2 separate regions of the Homo sapiens genome follow, and region 1 is linked to region 2. A link is a loop called in an ENCODE intact Hi-C map of the cell type or tissue named here. Cell type or tissue: endothelial cell of umbilical vein. All regions are shown on one strand. Each heading gives the region's core, and the rest is flanking DNA. Links, peaks and the distances in the headings are about the cores only. Region 1 overlaps CHD9 (chromodomain helicase DNA binding protein 9). Region 2 overlaps CHD9 (chromodomain helicase DNA binding protein 9).

Region 1 (9,158 bases), core at 323-8,322, 61 kb after region 2:
CTTTTCATATACAAGCTTAATGTTTTAAGCCCGAGTAGCTGCCTCTATGAAATGCAATCATAAAAGCTGCCTTACTCACCTTCCTGTGCTGTTGTGATGACCAAAAGGTAAAGAGGGGTACAAAAGCATTTTAAAAACTATAAGGCACTAGAGACCAATGTTAGGTATGTACAAAACAAAATACCTGTTGAGGATAACTTTGAAGTTTTCAATCAGAGGAAAAAGCAAATGTGATCTTTAGGATGAGATAGATAAGAACTTTCTAGCTCTACCCCCTCATCTGCTAGAGGACTTAGGGCAATTCTTCTAGCCATTCAGAACCTCAGTTTGCTCACTGCAAAATGAGGTTAACGCTCCCTATTTAACAAGCTGGCTGTAAGAATAAAGTAAATAGCATATATAAAGTGCTGGGCACATAGAGAACTCACACAAAGATGAGTTCCCTTTTAACCTGCCTTGGGTAAAGAATCAGCGTCTCCATCAAGGGATACTCCATTCACTGATTTGCTCATTCATCAAACTCTCTGTGCTATCTACTCAATTCTTCTGCAAATCTAAAAGTGTTCTAAAAATAAAAGCTAAGCTGGGCATGGTGGCTCACACCTGTAATCCCAGCACTTTGGGAGGCTGAGGCAGGAGGATCACTTGAGCTCAGGAGTTGGAGACCAGCCTGGGCAACATGATGAAACCCCATCTCTTTTTTAAAGAAAAAGAAAAAAAAAACAAATAAAATCTACCTTTTTTTTTTTTTTTAAAGAGACAGGGTCAGGGCCAGGTGGGGTGGCTCATGCCTATAATCCCAGCACTTTGGGAGGCCAAGGCGGGCGGATCACGAGGTCAGGAGATCGAGACCATCCTGGCTAACATGGTGAAACCCTTTCTCCACTAAAAATACAAAAAATTAGCCAGGGGTGGTGGCGGGTGCCTGTAGTCCCAGCTACTCAGGAGGCTGAGGCAGGAGAATGGCGTGAACCCGGGAGGCGGAGTTTGCAGTGAGCCGAGACTGCGCCAATGCACTCCAGCCTGAGTGACAGAGCAAGACTCTGTCCCCCCAAAAAAAGAAAGAGACAGGGTCTCACTCTGTCACCCAGGCTGGAGTTCAGTGGCACCATCACAGCTTACTGTGGCCTTGAACTCCTGGGCTCAAGCAATCCGTCTGCCTCAGCCTCCTGAGTAGCTACGACTACAGGCATGCACCACCATGCCTGGCTAATTTTTTATTTTTTTGCAGAGATGGAGTCTTGCTATGTTACCCAGGCTGGTCTTGAAGACTGGCCTCAAGTGATTCTCCCACCTCTGGCCTCTGAAAGTGCTGAGATTACAGGTGTGAGCCACCATGCATGGCCTAAATCTATTAAAAAAATATTTATTGTGGGTATAGAGTGTCACAGTTCAGAAGAGAGACTCTGGAGTGAGACTGTTTGGGTTGAATCAGGTTCTGCCACTTACTAGCTGGATGACCTAGGACATTTATTTAACAGCTCTGCACTTTAGTTTCCTCATCTGTAAGCACTATGAAAAAATCTTACTATTAATATAATAATAATAATTATTATTAGACACTGTACTCAACACAGGGAATACAGTTGTGAAGAAGGCAGTTTTGAACCCTACTCTCATGAAGCTAAAACAAGGGGCTCTGAAATCACCTATCAAACATCCTAAATGTAGAGAAACATAGGGCCAAAGAGGTGAAGTGACTCCTACCAAGGCCAAACAACTAGTTAGTGAGTGAGTCCTAGTGAAGACCAGCCAGGACTAGGCAGAGAGTTCCAGATTGCAAGCCACTGTTTCTCCATTGCCCAGTACAATGCAACCAGCATCACCCAGATTCACACCTTCTGGAAACTTAATAGCCCTGAAGTATGAGAGTAGATTACAGAAATCAACTGGAAGCGGCCCAACAATTCTACACATTCCTGACCTCCACTTTTTTCCTACGACCCATTCCTTACACTGTTGTCCTTACCTGGCCTACATATGATCTCTCTACAAATTTCAGATGTGGAGTTCATGATGGAGACGACATGGAAATGCCCAACTCCCTGACACCACTTGATTTTCACTTGTGCTTAAAAATCTTAAACAAGAACAAGGGTTGGGTCTCTCACAGACCTCTTGTAAAGGCTCAAATCCAAGTATGGTGTGGCCTAAAGTGTATACAATACTAGGGTACTCTCCTTAGAAAAGGAATACATTATTATGAATTAAAAATTAGGTACAAGGCCTTGTAAGGGACACCTGCAAATGAAGAGCCCTGAGGTTTCCTGGTAAATCCAGCTTTGCTCCTATAGTTGCCTAATTTCTTTCCTTCTTCCTTTCTTCTTTCCTTCCATTTATCTAACTTGCACCTACCCTACCATCTAGCACCCACTGTACACCAGGCAGTAACTTCATAAGTTTACATCCTGATTAAAAAATTGTCGGCCTGGGCAATTTAGTGATATCTCATCTGTACAAAAAATTTAAAAATTAGTTGAGTGTGGTGGCACATGCCTGTGGTCCCAGCTACTCAGGAGGCTGAGGCAGGAGGACCACTTGAGTATGGGAATTTGAGGCTGCAGTGAGCTGTGATTGCACCGATGCACTCCAGCTTGGGTAAAAGAGTGAGACCCTGTCTCAAAAAAAAAAAAAAAAAAAGAAAAGGAAAAAATGTGAGATTGGAGTAAAAAAGATTTATTCCAGTCAGCAGGTTTTTATCCATCTTATGATAAACTTGCTTTTCTTGATATAAAGGAATAAGATGATGTACACCTAATCTGTCGGTAATGTGTAAACAAGCTATGTGGGGCTGCTTGTTAGATGCAGTAAATCCTAATGTAGCCAGAGGCTACAGCTTTCTATTTACACTTGTGAACACACCCAGAGGCAGGCTCTTCTATCATGAGCACAGTGAACAAGTAAAACAACCCTTTCAGATGGTACAGGGCAGTGACATAGCCATCTAGAGAAAATATTATATAGTTACACATAATTATATATAATAACATGTTTTATGCACATCATCTGATTTCATGTTCACACCATCTGATGTAGTAGTAGGATGGTTTTATTAAAAATCCCCATATTACAGATTGGAGACAGAGGCCTATAGTGACTTGCCAATGTCATAGAGCTTCTAAGTGTTTGTGAAGGTAGATTCTACTCAAGCTGGGGGTGGCAGCTCACGCCTGTAATCCCAGCACTTCGAAAGGCCAAGGCCAAGGTGGGTGGATTGCTTGAGCCCAGGAGTTCAAGACCAGCCTGGACAACATGGTGAGACTCCATCCCTACAAAAAAATTAAAAAATTAGTCGGGCATGGTTGTGCATGCCTGTAGTCCCAACTACTTGGGAGGCTGAGGCGGGAGGATCACTTGAGCTCAGGAGTCCCAGGCTTCACTGAGCTATGATCAGCCACTTTACTCCAGCAGCCTGGGCAACAGAGCAAGACCCTGTCTTTTGGAAAAAAAAAAAAAAAAAGACGAATGAGTCTAAATTCAGAGTGCTTTCTAATTCAAAAGGAACAGTGATTTTCAGTTAATATCGCTTTTTACAGGTGTGATACCCAAGGATCACTTCTCTTTTAATTTCCTTTCCCATAGCAGCCCTATTCTCCTCACATTCAGAGGACACAAAGACTGTACAGGCAGCAACTGCACAAAGAACCCATAGACAAAATAAGTAGGGGCCATTTTGTGGATAATTTGGGAATGGGAATTCGGTCCTTGTGGCAGGAGAAGTTTTCTTCGGCTCACATTCTCCGGGTGAGTCATGTAGGTTTATCCCATTATTTGCACAATTCCTCACCTCTCCCCGTGGGCTGCAGTATCACCCAGCCACAATGGCATCTGCCCTTCACCGCTTCATCCCCTGCAGCCTGCTTGGTCAGGGCCTGGCAGGGAGCTGAGGAGCCCAGAGAGGGAGGGGAGGAAGCACGCGGCCGCCAGTGGCTGTCAGCTTTCCCAGCTGACTCAACTCCCCACCTCCTCCTCCCCCGCCCTGCACACAGCCACCAGCCTCCTAACTTTCCATTTCCAGGCCTCTGGGGTGGGAGCACCCCCTCCCGCTGCCCGGGGCGCCTGGTCTGCAGTCTGGGGCTGCCAGGGCACCACGCCAGCTGGCCTGGCGGGCTCTCTCCCGGGACTCTTAGAGTCTGCTGTCATGGAGAGAACGGAATATAGGTCAAGGTGCTCTCGGAAGGGCCCAGGGGAGGATCACCTGACTGGGAGGTGTGTGACTCAGCGGGAAGGGAAGGGGTGGAGCCGAATCTCCCGCCCGGAGGAGTCCGGAGGAGGAAGAGGTCAGGTTGCCTCTGTCTGGCTGATTGTCAGGGGAGGAAGGAGAAAGCAGCTGGAGGCAGAAGGAAGGATAAGATGACCTCTGGTGACCTATCTAAGGTGGAACACAAATCCATTCCAGAGCGGGCCGTCCCCCTCGGTGTAGCTGAAACCACTCCCAGCTCAGAACTCTCTCTGTGGTCGTGAAGACCTAATTAGCTGCCAAAGTGAGAAACCAAATTAACCGAACGCTCATCACTCCAGACTCCATCGACCCAGGCCCCTAAAAGAAACCAAAGACCCTGGTACAGCACACAAAGGTGGCCATCCCCATTAGAAGCAATTCGATCGTTTCCCCCAATCAATTCTGAATATGAAAATTACTAACCCATTTTATTTTACGGGTCCACACGGCAGGGGCCTCCTTTCAAGGGTGCGGCAGTTGCTGCTGTTGCTGGAACAGCAGCTGCTCTGTCTGAGCCTCACTTCCTCTGGCTCCAGCTGCAGGTTCCTCCTGGCCAAGCAGGGAGTTTCCTCATTCTCAGGGCTCTGGGCCCAGGCCTTGCTAGCGGCCACCCTCACCTCCCACCCTCAGCTGCTCACCACCCACCCTCTGTGGGTAGTGCTCTGGGACTCCCTCGTTCCATGAGTCAGAGCCAGGCTGGAGACAGACAGTAGGCTTCCTTTATTAAATCAGCCTCCTGCCCCGTACACTATAGAGGAAAGCTATAATTACTCCTTTGGCCTGGCTCTGAGAACTGAGCCACAGACGCTTGACTAGGAGCGACGGTTCTTGATTTCTGCATTTATCTAATGATGCACCCCAGTTTGGAAATAAGAATAACAGCCAGGGGTTAAGGGCTTGTTACACAAACGTCAGATGTTTTGCATATGTAATGGGGTGCATTGGGCCTGGATAGTCATGTAGATTGCTAGAAAAATCGCTATATTAAGGCTGCCAGGAGTTTTCTGTTTTGTTTTGCATGCCTCCTGCCTCGCGTTGATTGAGTCACACTTGAGGTGGCCTGCTCATTGCTGATGTTGGTTTACAAGAGACAAAGAAAAAAGCAGCCAAACATTGTTTCGGGTCTCCAGGTCAGGACTCTTTCATCCCTTAGGTATAATAGACACAAAATCTCAGGCCTCCCAGCTTTTCTTTCTTTCTTTTTTTTTTTTTTTTTGAGACGGAGTCTCACTCTGTTGCCCAGGCTGGAGTGGGGCAGAGCCATATCAGCTCACTGCAACCTCCACCTCCTGGGTTCAAGCAATTCTCCTGCCTCAGCCTCCCAAATAGCTGGGATTACAGATGCCCAACACCATGCCCAGCTTATTTTTGTATTTTTAGTAGAGACGAGGTTTCACCATGTTGGCCAGGCTGGTCTTGAACTCCTGACCTCAGGTGATCCACCCGCCTCGGCCTCCCAAAGTGCTGGGATTACAGGCGTAAGCCACCACGCCTGTCTGCCTCCCAGCTTTTCTACTGGTTTACAGAAATGTCTGAAACCTGAAAAAACAGTTGGTTCCAATTTTTTTTTTGAGACGAAGTCTCGCTCTTGTCCCCCAGGCTGGAGTGCAATGGCACGATCTCGGCTCACTGCAACCTCCACCTCCTGGGTTCAAGTGATTCTCCTGCCTCAACCTCCTGAGTAGCTGGGATTACAGGCACCTGCCACCACACCTGGCTAATTTTTGTATTTTTAGTAGAGACAGGGTTTCACCATTTTGGCCAGGCTGGGCTCGAACTCCTGACCTAAGGTCATCCACCCATCTCGGCCTCCCAAAGTGCTGGGATTACAGTGTGAGCCACCGCACCCAGCCTGGTTCCAAAATTTTTAAAAACCACAAAATCAAAATAATATCGTCAATTTTCATTAACTATTCAATTTAGTATTCATTGATTCATTCACTTATTCATCCATTCCTGCAAGCATGCATTTATTTCTTCATTCAATAAATATTTGTTGAGTTACCTCTCTGTGCCACACACAGTTACAGGTACTAGGGACACATTAAGTGCTAAATTCACTAAAGATACAGACAAAACTAAGCATACAAATATCTCTGCCCTTGTGGGTCAATAATAGACACAACAGACCAGGTACGGTGGCTCATGCCTGTAATCCCAGTGCTTTGGGAGGCTGATGGGGGCTGATTGCTTGAGCCTAGGAGTTTGAGGCTGCAGTGAGCTATGATCGTCACCCAGGCACTCCAGCCTGGGTGACAGAGCAAGACTGTGAAAGAAAGAGAAAGAAGGAAGGAAGGAAGGAAGGAAGGAAGGAAGGAAGGAAGGAAGGAAGGAAGGGAGAGCGAGGTTAGAGGAATTGTTGATAAAGGAGGAATTGGCATTTCAGAATAATCTGTGAGTTAGATATCTCTCACAGCGAGAGTTCTCAAGTCTGCATGATTGCTGAGAAATTATAACCAATTATAAATTGAGTTAAATTCTTTAAGCCATGTTTATAATCAAAATGTAAGTGTATTTAAATATACTTGATAAGAGATAAAAAGTAAAAGTACCATGGCATGTGACCCTATCTCTGGTTATGGGTAGGTGCTGTGGGTTGAATATTTGTCTCCTCTAAAACTCATGTTGAACTTTAATCCCCAATGTGGCAGTATTGAGAGATGTGGTCTTTAAACGGTGCTTGCATCATGAGGGCTCTGCCCTAATGAATGGGTTAATCCATGAGTGGATTAATCCACTCATGGATTAATGGGTTATAATGGGTGGGGACTGATGGCTTTATAAGAAGAACAAAGACCTGAGCTAACATGTTAGCACACTCAGCCCCCTCACCATGCGACACCTTGGACCACCTTAGTACTCTTCAGAGAGTCCCCTCAAGCAAGAAGGCTGTCACCAGATAGGACCCCTTGACCTGGGACTTCTCAGCCTCTGTAACTGTGAAGAAATTTCTTTTCTTTATCAATTATCCAGTTTCAAGTGTTTGGTTATAAGCAACATGAAAGAGAATAACACAGTGAAGTTATTTCATTCAAGAATTTATTGAGCACCTATAATATAGTAGCTAAGGACTTAGGTGTCAGATGCCAGCGTTCAGATCCTGGCTCTATCATTTACTACTTGTGTGATTCTGGGAGAGACACTTAGTTTCAGTTTCCCATCTACAAAATTGGGGTAGTATAGAACTTAACTTATAGAGTTTCCAGAATAATTAAATGAAATAATAAAAGTAAAGGTGTCAGTTAATATAGCACCTGGCACTTAATAAGCAAGCACTCAATAAATGTTATGGCAAAAATCGCAATTATTTTTGCACCAACCTAATATTATCATATTGTTGGTTTAATAATGATGAGGTACCCGGCATTGTGTTGGGTATTGGCGACCCAAAGTTGAATAAGACAGTGACGTGGTCCTAACTGGGAAAGGCTTTGCAAGCATTCTGTGCTTCATTAAATCCTTACGTCTTGGCTGGGCATAGTGGCTCATGCTGGTAATCTCAACACTTTGGGAGGCTGAGGTGGGAGGATCGCTTGAGCCCAGGAAGTTGAGGCTGCAGTGACCCATGATTGTGCCACTGAACTCAATCCAGCCTGAGTTTTAGAGACCCTATCTCTAAAAAAAAAAAAAAAAAATCTTCACAGTCCCCTTGCAGGATGACCCCCACTGCTCCACCAACTGACCACTGTAAACCATATTTGGAAAGGCAATAACCATGAAGAGATCACAATGAGATGTCACTTAATACCCTTTCAGTTGGAAAAAATTAAGAAGCTTGATAATACCAAATTGTTGGAAAGAACACAGATCAATTGGATATTTATATGTTTGTTGTTACTGGGATTGTAAATTGATAAATTCACATTGTTTCCCTGGAGACACAGACAAAAATGATCAGCTTAGCGTGTTCAAAGTCATGGAAAGCTGGTAACAACCCAAATGTCCACTAACAGGAGATTCAGTAAATTCCCATGGAACATACTAGGGAGAACTGCAATAGAGCAGGGACAACAAGTGGACCGTAGCTGAATGCTACGCTATGGGTGAGTTTTAGCCACATAATATTATGAGAAAAAAGTATACCCAAGAAAGCTGCATATAGCAGGATATTCTTTTTTGTTTTAATTTTAATTTTTTTTTTTAGAGACAGGGTCTTGCTCTGTTGCCCAAGTTGGAGTGCAGTGGCACTATCATGGCTCACTGCAGCCTCAATCTCCTGGGCTCAAGCAATCCTCCTGCCTCAGCCTCCCAAGTAGCTGGGACTACAGGCACACACCACCACGCCCAGCTACATTTTAAAAATTTTTTTGTAGAGACAGGGTCTTGCTGTGTTGCCCAGGCTGGTCTTGAACTCCTGGCTTCAAGTGATCCTCCTGCCTCCCCCTCCCAAAGTGCTGATATTATAGGTATGAACCACTGCGCCTAGCCAGGATATTCCTTTACACAAGAAAAAACAACAAATCTAAACAATATGGCTTTTAGAAAAATATTTGAAAAAGCATTAGTTTTTAGAGGAGCAAAGGAATGATGAACTCAATATTCAGAATAGGGTGGGGAAGGCAAAGTAATAGGAAGGGAGGACACAGGGGAAGAACGTGCAGTGGAGTGACTGTATTATAAGGAAATACACAAACAGATAAATAACAAATTACCAGATGCAGGTTGCACAAGGTCCAACTGAAGATGAAAGAATGTCATGAGTCAAATATTGTGAATAACCCTAAGCACTTAAATTCAGTAAAAAGGAAAACAAGGCCGGGCGCGGTGGCTCACGCCTGTAATCCCAGCACTTTGGGAGACTGAGGCGGGCAGATCACCTGAGGTCAGGAGTTCAAAACCAACCTGACCAACGTGGCGAAACCCTGTATCTACTAAAAATACAAAATTAGTGGGGTGTGGTGGTGCATGCCTGTAATTCCAGCTACTCAGGAGGCTG
Region 2 (9,158 bases), core at 597-8,596:
CCACCACCATTACCTTCTGGGGTGGGGGAAATGAAAAGATCCATGTAATTAAAGTTTTTGAGTCTTGCTAAAATATATTCCATCTATCTGGAAAATTTATTCATCTATAACAAATAATTTCCTGACATAATTGGATAGTGGAGGACTTGTCATGTGTTTACCTTTCTTCACCTTTTGTAATTGCCACTCAGGAGCTAAATAGGCAATATGAATGTTATATCCTATAATAAAACCTAAAATTACAACCATAGAATCTTAAGAGTTGAAATAACCCTCCAATTTAGTCCATTTTCCACCTGCTACAGAAATTCTTTCTGTGACATATCTAAGCTATTCCATCTCCCTGCTTTCAGTGAAAAGCTTTATTTCAAACTTCTTCCTTAAATTAAATGACAGTCTGCTTTTCTGTGACTTCTACTTACACGGCCTAATAATGACCTCTAAAGTCCTTCAAAATATTTGAAGATAATTATTGGATTTACCTTTAGGGCATCTGTTGCTATCATCTTACACATAATCTTATAAAAAATGTCAGAACATGGCTGGGAGTGGTGGCTCATGCCTATAATCCCAGCATTTTGGGAGGCCAAGAAGGGCAGATCACTTGAGGTCAGAAGTTCGAGACCAACCTGGGCAACATGGAGAAACCCCGTCTCTACTAAAAATACAAAAAAGTAGCCAGGTATGGTGGTGCATGACTGTAATCCCAGCTACCTGGGAGGCTGAGGCACAAGAATCACTCGAACCCAGGAGGTGGAGGTTGCAATGAGCTGAGATTGCACCACTACATTCCAGGCTGGGTGACAGAGCAAGACTCTGTCTCAAAAACAACAACAACAAACCCCCCCCTCCAAAAAAAAAACAAAAAACAGAACACTTCTTAGTTTTTTGTTGTTATGGTTGTTTTTTGTTTTTTGAGACAGGGCCTTGCTCTATCACCCAGGCTGGAGTGCAGTGGCACAATCCTGGCTCACGGCAGCCTCAACCTCCTGGGCTCAGGTGATCCTCCTGCCTCAGCCTCCTAAGTAGCTAGGACTACAGGTGCACACCATCACTCCCAGCTAATTAAAAAAATATATATTTGTACAGTCAGGATCTCACTATGGTTTCTCAGGCTGGTCTTGAATTCCTGACTTCAAGTGATCCTCTTGCCTCCATCTCCCAAAGTGCTGGGATTACAGATGTGAGCCACCATGCCTGGCCTAGTTGAGCTTTTTTGTTTGTTTTCTTTTGGCATTGGTTCTTCCTCTGCTAATAGATAAACGATTGTGAATATAGCCAGAAAACATGAGAGGCATGGTCTTTGCCACTTAAAGATTCTAAAGCCAGTTTTTAATTTTTCAATGGCAGAAGAGGGAAGAAATCATTTAGTACATTATTGTTAAATATTACAATGTATTAATATGCTTTTAAGTAAAGTGAAAGTTGTTAAGACCAGAAATAATGGAGTCAAATAGGGTTTGAATCCAGTATGGCCATTTACTGGCTGTGTGACTTGGGGTTTATTACTTAACTTCTCTGTATCTCAGTTTCCAACCATGCAGATTGAAGGAAAAAAATCATATCCAAATAAAAGGATGGTTGTGATGGATCAATGTGATAACATATGTTAAGTATTCAGAACAGTGCTTGGCACAATGTAAATGCTATATGTCTTACCTATTCTAATTTTTTATTACTATGCTTCTACTTTAAATTCAATTATTACAGTAATATATGCGATAAAAATATGAAGATATTTTAATCACCTTGATTCAGATTTTTCCAGATCTCAGTAATAACCTTACTTTTATATGGAACTTTAGCAACATTACAATGGTTGCTAAACCATTACAAATTATTCAGCCACTCAAAATCATTTTTAGAAAAATACTTAATGCCATGGAAAATGTATGCATCATATTCATTGGAAGGTTAAAAAGCAATTTGCCAGAAAGTGTGAACTATATGATCTCAATTTTGTTTCTTTAAAATTCAAAAATATTGGCCAGGCACAGTGGCTCACGCCTGTAATCCCAGCACTTTGGGAGGCCGAGGCAGGCAGATCACCTGAGGTCGGTAGTTCAAGACCAGCCTGACGAACATGGAGAAACCTTGTCTCTACTAAAAATACAAAATTAGCCGGGCGTGGTGGCGCATTCCTGTAATCCCAGCTATTTGGGAGGCTGAGGCAGGAGAATTGCTTGAAACTGGGATGTGGAGGTTGTGGTGAGCCAAGATCACATCATTGAACTTTAGCCTGGGCAACAAAAGTGAAACTCCGTCTCAACAAAAAATAAAAAATTAAAAATATGTATATGGGAAATGGCAAAAGGACAAACAAGAGATCTCACTGGAATCTTACATAACACAACAGCAACAGTGATTATCTTTTGGTAATAATATTACAAACGACTTATTCTTCACATTATTTTTGATACCCATTTTTTTATAACAACCATTTATTAAATTTGTCAGGCACCTTGGTAGGCTGAGGTGGGAGGATTGCTGGAGGCCAGAAGTTTGAGTCCAGCCTGGGCAACAAAGTGAGACCTTGTCTCCACAAAAAATAAAAAAAGTTAGCCAGGCTTGGTGGCTCACTACAGGGGAGGCTCAGGCAGGAGAACTGCTTGAGTCCAGGAGATGGAGGCTGCAATGAGCCATGATCACGCCCCACTGCACTCCAGTCTGAGTGACAAAGACCCTGTCCCCCACCAAAAAAAAAAAAAAAAGGCTTATATGTGCTGCTCAAACCTATCTTTCTTTTACAAGTTTTTTTTAAGTTTATAAGTAATGTAAATTTCTCTATCTTCAGGAAAAGAAATAATAATTCAAGGTAATAAACTACAAAATCTATCAAAATACAAAAGGCAATAAAACATTATGTATGAGTATATCTTAAAATTCTATTTCCTGTTTCGAATGCCAGTTCTGCCATCCCTCATAACATGTTTCACTTACACAGAATTTTTACACTAAACTTAATTTACAAACATTGAGAGATCACACAGTGCTCCACATGTTATTTCCACTTCACGAATAAGACAAAAACTAAAGATTCTGCTATAAAGACAGCAGAAAATATTTGTTATGAGAGCAATAAAAAGTTCAGAGTATTATTCTCTCAAAATTCCTTTGCTCCAAAAATTAGAGATGATAAATAAGCTAGTATTTTCCCTATGTTAGTCTTGTACATACTTACATTTGGAAACACTTGCTATAGCTTCTCACTTTTTTTCTTTTTTCTTCCTCCTCCCAACAACCCTACTATTCTTCATCTCCCTCTGGCCTCTCTTCCCACTGTGTCCTGGCTCCTCTCTCTTTTCTAAGCAGTAAAATTCTAGAGTCAAATCAGCAATATTCACTGTTGTTAACAATTGACACATAGTTTAGCGTACGCTGAGATATTTGAAGTGATATCTACAATCACCCCACTATAGTTGGGAAATTTAAAAAAGCAAGGCTGGGTCAGGCACAGTGGCTCACACCTGTAATCCCAGCATTTTGGGAGGCTGAGGTGGATCACTTGAGCTCAGGAGTTCGAGACCAGGCTGGCCAACATGGCAAAACCCCATCTCTACAAAAAAATACAAAAATTAGTGGGGCATGGTGGTGCATGCCTGTGGTGCCAAGCTGCTTGGGAAGCTGAGGCGGGAGGATCGCTTAAGCCCAGGAGGCAGAGGTTGCAGTAAGCTGAGATCTACCACTGCACTCCAACCAGGGTGACAGAGTGAGACCATCTCAAAAACAAAAAAGAAAGAAAAAAGCAAGGCTTAGAAATATTCTTTAAATATTCAACATTCTCACTAAAGCGTTCTAGAATTCTAAATAGATTGTCATCCATGGTTTTTTAAACAGTAGGTTAAAGAATGTCTTGTTTTGGCTCTAACAAAACATACCTCAAAATTATTTTTCATAAACTAAAAAATTATGCCACTTCATTATGTTTAAATCTGTTAACTTTTATACACATGTAGTGATGTTAATTTAGTCTAAAATGAAATTACTACAATTAAGAGAGTTAAAGAAGCCCAACAAAGAACCCAGAAAAAAATTTCTTTCCATAGAACCTGTGGAAGCATCATAATAATATAAGAACTCCTTATTAATATAACATTTCAGCTATGTAGTACCATAACTATACAGAACATGCAAAAATTATATAGGTAAAAAAGTCTATGCTCTGTCAAAATTTGTCATGAATTCCACATATTAAATCATTTGCATTTCATATATTTAAGATGTGTGACCTATAATTCAGTACATATAAAACTGATATGCAACATACAATAATCATAATAATCCTCTCTACCAATCCATCTCTCTTTTTCACTCTCACAATCAACGAATCCCAAATATCACTGTTTAAACTAAGAAGTAATAGGAAACTTGAGAACAGAGTGTTTTTTTCTTTTTTCTTTTCCTTTTTTTGAGACAGGGTCTCACTATTACCCAGGCTGGTAAGTGGAGCAACACAATCACAGCTCACTGCAGCCTCAAACTCTCAGGCTCAACTCATCCTCTTGTCTCAACCTCTCAAAGTGTTGGGATTACAGGCATAAACCATGGCACCTGGTCGAGAACAGACTTTCTTTTCTTTTTTTGTTTTGAGACAGAGTCTTGCTCTGTTGCCCAGGCTGGAATGCAATGGTGTGATCTTGGCTCATCACAACCTCAGCCTCCCGGGTTCAAGCGATTCTCCTGCCTCAGCTTCCCAAGTAGCTGGGATTACAGGCATGGGCCACCACGCCCAGCTAATTTTTGTATTTTTAGTAGAGACGGGGTTTCACCATGTTGGCCAGGCGGGTCTTGAACTCCTGACCTCAGGTGATCCACCCACCGCGGCCTCCCAAAGTTCTGGGATTACAGGCGTGAGCCACTGCGCCTGGCCGAGAATAGACTTTCAGTAAGTCAAAAAAGAATTCCAAACAAACTGCCCTTTATCAGTTTTTGGACATGTGAAAAAAGAACAAGTTAACAAAACAAGAAAAAAAAAACTGAAACAAAAAAGTGAGTGACTTAAAACCGTATTTATCAGTGTAGAATAAGATGATTTAAGGTAGGTCTGAAAATAACTTCTCTCAGATGGAGTGCTCTCTATCTACATGCTAGCATTAGAGACTGCTTTAGTTATTTATAATTATCCTCCATTCATTCCAAATCTATAAAAAGGAGTCCTTACTACTTTTTAAAGCCCGGGAAACATGTTTAGAAATGCATTAATTAAAAAACAAAACAAAAGCAACAAAAAGACATGAATCAAAATGATAAAGTCTTAGGAGAATAAAATGTTTAAAAATAAATCAATAAGCTCTCATAATTTCAAGTATACACTGGACAAAAATGATTGGTCAAACTAGTCAGAAACCTACATACAAAGTAGATAGATGCACCTAAGTTCAATCAGTGGAGAGTTTTCCCAGGGTCCTTCTGAGATGCTTGATCTTCCTCCAGTAGGGGGAGCAAAATCACAATACTCAACTCATGTCATAAAAAGAGGGGGACATGGAGGGTTTATAAGTGTCTTTTAAATGTTTCTACATCTCCCTAGACATTTCAAAAAATATGCTGAAATATCGTTCTGAAATAGAACTAAAGTGGCCGGGCATGGTGGCTCACGCCTGTAATGCCAGTACTTTGGGAGGTCAAGGCCGGTGGATCACCTGAGGTCAGGAGTTCAAGACCAGAGATCAGCCTGGCCAACATGCTGAAACCCCGTCTCTACTGAAAATACAAAAATTAGCTGGGCATAGTGGCACACACCTATAATCCCAGCTACTCAGGAGGCTGAGGGAGGAGAATCACTTGAACCTGGGAGGCAGAGGTTGCAGTGAGTGGAAATTGTGTCAGTGCACTCTAGCCTGGGAGACAGAGTGAGACTCCTTCTCAAAAAAGGAAAAAAGAAATAGAACTATAGTCAATCCAATGGGAAAGACAAAGATTTTTTCTTTTTCAAATACTTCAAGGCTTTAAAATGAAAAATGGATCCCTAAATATTTAATTTCAAGAACTTTGGTATATTTCATTGTCCACAGAATCTCACAGGTAACCAAGGTATTGAAGCATTTTATGAATCCTTAATTTAACAAGAGAATTTTTAAAAACATAAAATATTACATTAATTTTTTATTATAAAAGTAATATGTTCACGACAAAATTGTAGAAAGTAAGGGAAAAACTGCACTACTTAAACCTATTTTCTTCTGGTATTTTTTTCATATACAAATTTTCTTTTTTTCTCAGAGGGTCTGATTCTAATGCCTAGACTGGCAGTGGTGTGATCATGGCTTACCTCAGCCTGGAACTCCTGGGTTTGAGCTATCTGCTCACCTCAGCCTCTTGAGTAGCTGGGACTACAGGAGTGCACCATCATACCTGGCTAATTTTTTAAAAATGTATTTATTGTAGAGACAGAGTATCGTTACATGGTCCAGGCTGGTCTGGAATTCCTGGTCTCAAGCAATCCTCTCACCTCAATCTCCCAAAGTGCTGGGATTACAGGCATAAGCTAACATAACTGGCCCATATACATATTTTCATACTACTATGAAAAAAAGTATAATTAATAAAAACACTTAAGACTGGGCAGAGTGTCTCACGTCTATAATCCCAGCACTTTGGGAGGCCGAGGAGAGTGGACTGGTTGAGTACAGGAGCTCAAGATTAGCCCAGGCAACATGGCAAGATCACATCTTTACAAAAAATACAAAAAAAGCCAGGCATGGTGGCACATGCCTATAGTCCCAGCTACCCAGGAGGCTGAGGCAGGAGGATCACCTGAGCCCAGGGAGGTTGAGGCTGCAGTGAGCCCTGATGGTGCCACTGCACTTCAAACTGGGTGACAGAGTGAGACCCTGTCTCAAAAGAAAAATTAAAAAAAAACAAAAAAAAGTATTAATTTCTAACTATATGCTAGGCATAGTCTAAGCATGTTTACATGTTATAAATCTATTAATCCTTTATTATTTCACATTTTAAAGATGAGGAAAAAGAGACGCACGGAAATTATCTAAGTCAAAGTCACCCAACTACTAAGTAACAGGACCCACAATTCTAAACCAGGTAGTCTGGTATCAAAGGCCACACTCTTAACCTTACTTCACTGTGATCTTAATTTTGAATTACGCTCTTTTCTCCATCATTAACATATTCTCAATGTTAGTGTTCAAAATCTTTTTAGTGCCTATGGTCTATCGTGATTACAATAATGAGCTATGCTTTTTTCAGCTGTCCCTTGTAAGTATATTAAGACAAATATCTTTGGGTATATACTTCTGCTATGTCTGGGTTATTAAAATGGAGAATTTTTATATTCTTTAATCTAGTACCAAATTGCTTTTCAAAATATTTGCATTAATTAACAAAGCCATGTAGGTACCAATTTCACCATAAATTTGTCAGCATTAAGCATTAACATTTAACATGTTTTTCTAATAGGTAAAAATAAAACCATTCTAAATTTATTTTTTATTATTAAAGCTGCATATTATTCTGGTTTTGTTTACTAATTTAATTTCCTTTTTGTGAATTTCAGCTTATATGTTTTATCTAGTTATCAACTGAGGTCTTAAAAGTTTGCTAATTTATAAAGCTTTTTATAGGAATATTAACTCAATGTTAATTGTATTTGCAATAAAATTTTCCCAGTCTGGTTTTTCCCTTTTAATTATGATTATTAAGTTGTTTTTGATAAAATAACTTTCTCTCAAAGGTATTCATAAACATCACAAAAGAAGTCTTAACACCTTATAATTTTCTAAATATAGAAGCTAATCTATTGCTTTGAGCATATCAGTGAATCACTTTCAATACAAGACTTGTAAAACAATATAAACCTATATCAAAATATGTATGTTCACTTAATGGAATTACCAAGTTTGAGAAATCTTGACTATGTTTCATATAAAATTAACCCAATGACTAACAGTCCGCCCTACCCCCAAATCTCCAAAATAAAAGCAAAGAGCTACATACCTGTCGCTGTAAACATAGGTGATTTCTGTCATGTAAATGCTGATGATTAGAAAATGATGAATGCCAACTCCGAGCCTGACTTTGCAACTGAGTCTGAGCCATATCAGAAGGCCGTGTTACCAGATGCGAAGTAAACTGCCGATCAAGGTCATGATCTAAAATGTGACTTGAATTATCTTGTCCGAATGTTGACTCATCAAAGTGAGGAAGAAGACCCTCCTGAAGGAGGTCCTCGGGGTCAAGTCCTGTGAATGGCTCAGTTTGAGATTCCACTTGATGAAGTAAATTCTCTTCTAAAGATGAAAAGCCATTAGTTTCTACATGATCATTGAAATGGCCCATTTGAGTTCCTGAGTCAACAGGATCTGGGAAGTTCATGTGCACAGGAGATAATTTTGAATTGCTATAATTACCCTGAGGATGTGATGAATGCAATATTTGGAAATTATTTGAATTCAATGATGTATTGGGGTTTAGGATATGCTGAGTAGATTCTTGCTTGATTCCTCTATGAGGTGAAAAGGAATTACTTCCAGTAAAATCAGATAAAGTCTGATTTGTATGATTAGATGCAAGAACTGCAGAGGACTGAAGTAGACTGTTTGGTGATATATGATTACTGGAAAAGGAATAATGTGAAGAAAATTGCTGTGAATTACTGACAGAACAAGAAGTCATATTTGGGGAAGGTCCATTAAAATTTCCTTCTTGATGACTGCTACACTTGTGGAAGTGTGCTGAAGGATTTGACGTTTGAGAAAATTGCTGCATTGAAATAGACTGTTGTGAATTAGATGCATTAGTCATCTGTGGTGGGTGGTTAACATTGACTCTATGTGGACCAGAAACATTCATAAAATTTTTAGACTGGCTAAGAGAATTCTGCCCTGGGTTGAGATTATTTCTGTTTTGTTGTGAGCGTAGTGAAGTACACTGTGTTTGTTGTTCATTGGCCTGAAATAAGGCAAAGTCATGGTGTGCCACAAAGCTTTTATTTTGATGCATAGAGTGTGAATGTCCTTGTTGGTGAAAAGGAGATCCATTTTGATTTGAAATGGTAGTAGCTGTCTGATGGCCCCACATTGGACTGCCATCTGATACATCTGGAAACAAACCATTGGGTTGGTTTTGGGGATGGATTGGAGAACAATTAAACTGAGAGTGTGGAGATAACACATGTTCAGCTGGGCTACCAAAAGATTGAT

Evidence for each region. Peaks named below come from ENCODE experiments on the same cell type or tissue, not always from the same donor. Only the 100,000 strongest peaks of a DNase experiment are listed, where the experiment ranks them.
Region 1: a loop joins it to region 2, with 5 times the contacts of the local background. A loop is called at or near these places in 2 of 110 quality-filtered maps.

What each region holds. Positions count from the first base shown.
Region 1 is chr16:53,094,756-53,103,913 of GRCh38, reverse strand. The region is part of intron 1 of CHD9 (chromodomain helicase DNA binding protein 9); the gene reads right to left. Among named protein-coding and RNA genes, the nearest start is that of CHD9, 44 kb to the right of the region's middle. RefSeq lists enhancers at 3,585-3,684, 4,635-4,714, 4,805-4,854, 3,757-4,956, 4,915-5,044 and a silencer at 3,985-4,094. In endothelial cell of umbilical vein, for the core only: no CTCF peak of the experiment used is centred there; DNase peaks (open chromatin) are centred at 3,953, 4,073 and 4,853; H3K4me3 peaks cover 583 bases; H3K27ac peaks cover 2,770 bases.
Region 2 is chr16:53,156,337-53,165,494 of GRCh38, reverse strand. It overlaps CHD9 (chromodomain helicase DNA binding protein 9), which reads right to left. Exons shown (of 39, transcript NM_001308319.2): 2 at 7,954-9,158. Among named protein-coding and RNA genes, the nearest start is that of CHD9, 110 kb to the right of the region's middle. In endothelial cell of umbilical vein, for the core only: a CTCF peak has its summit at 5,444 (motif pointing right); a DNase peak (open chromatin) is centred at 5,434.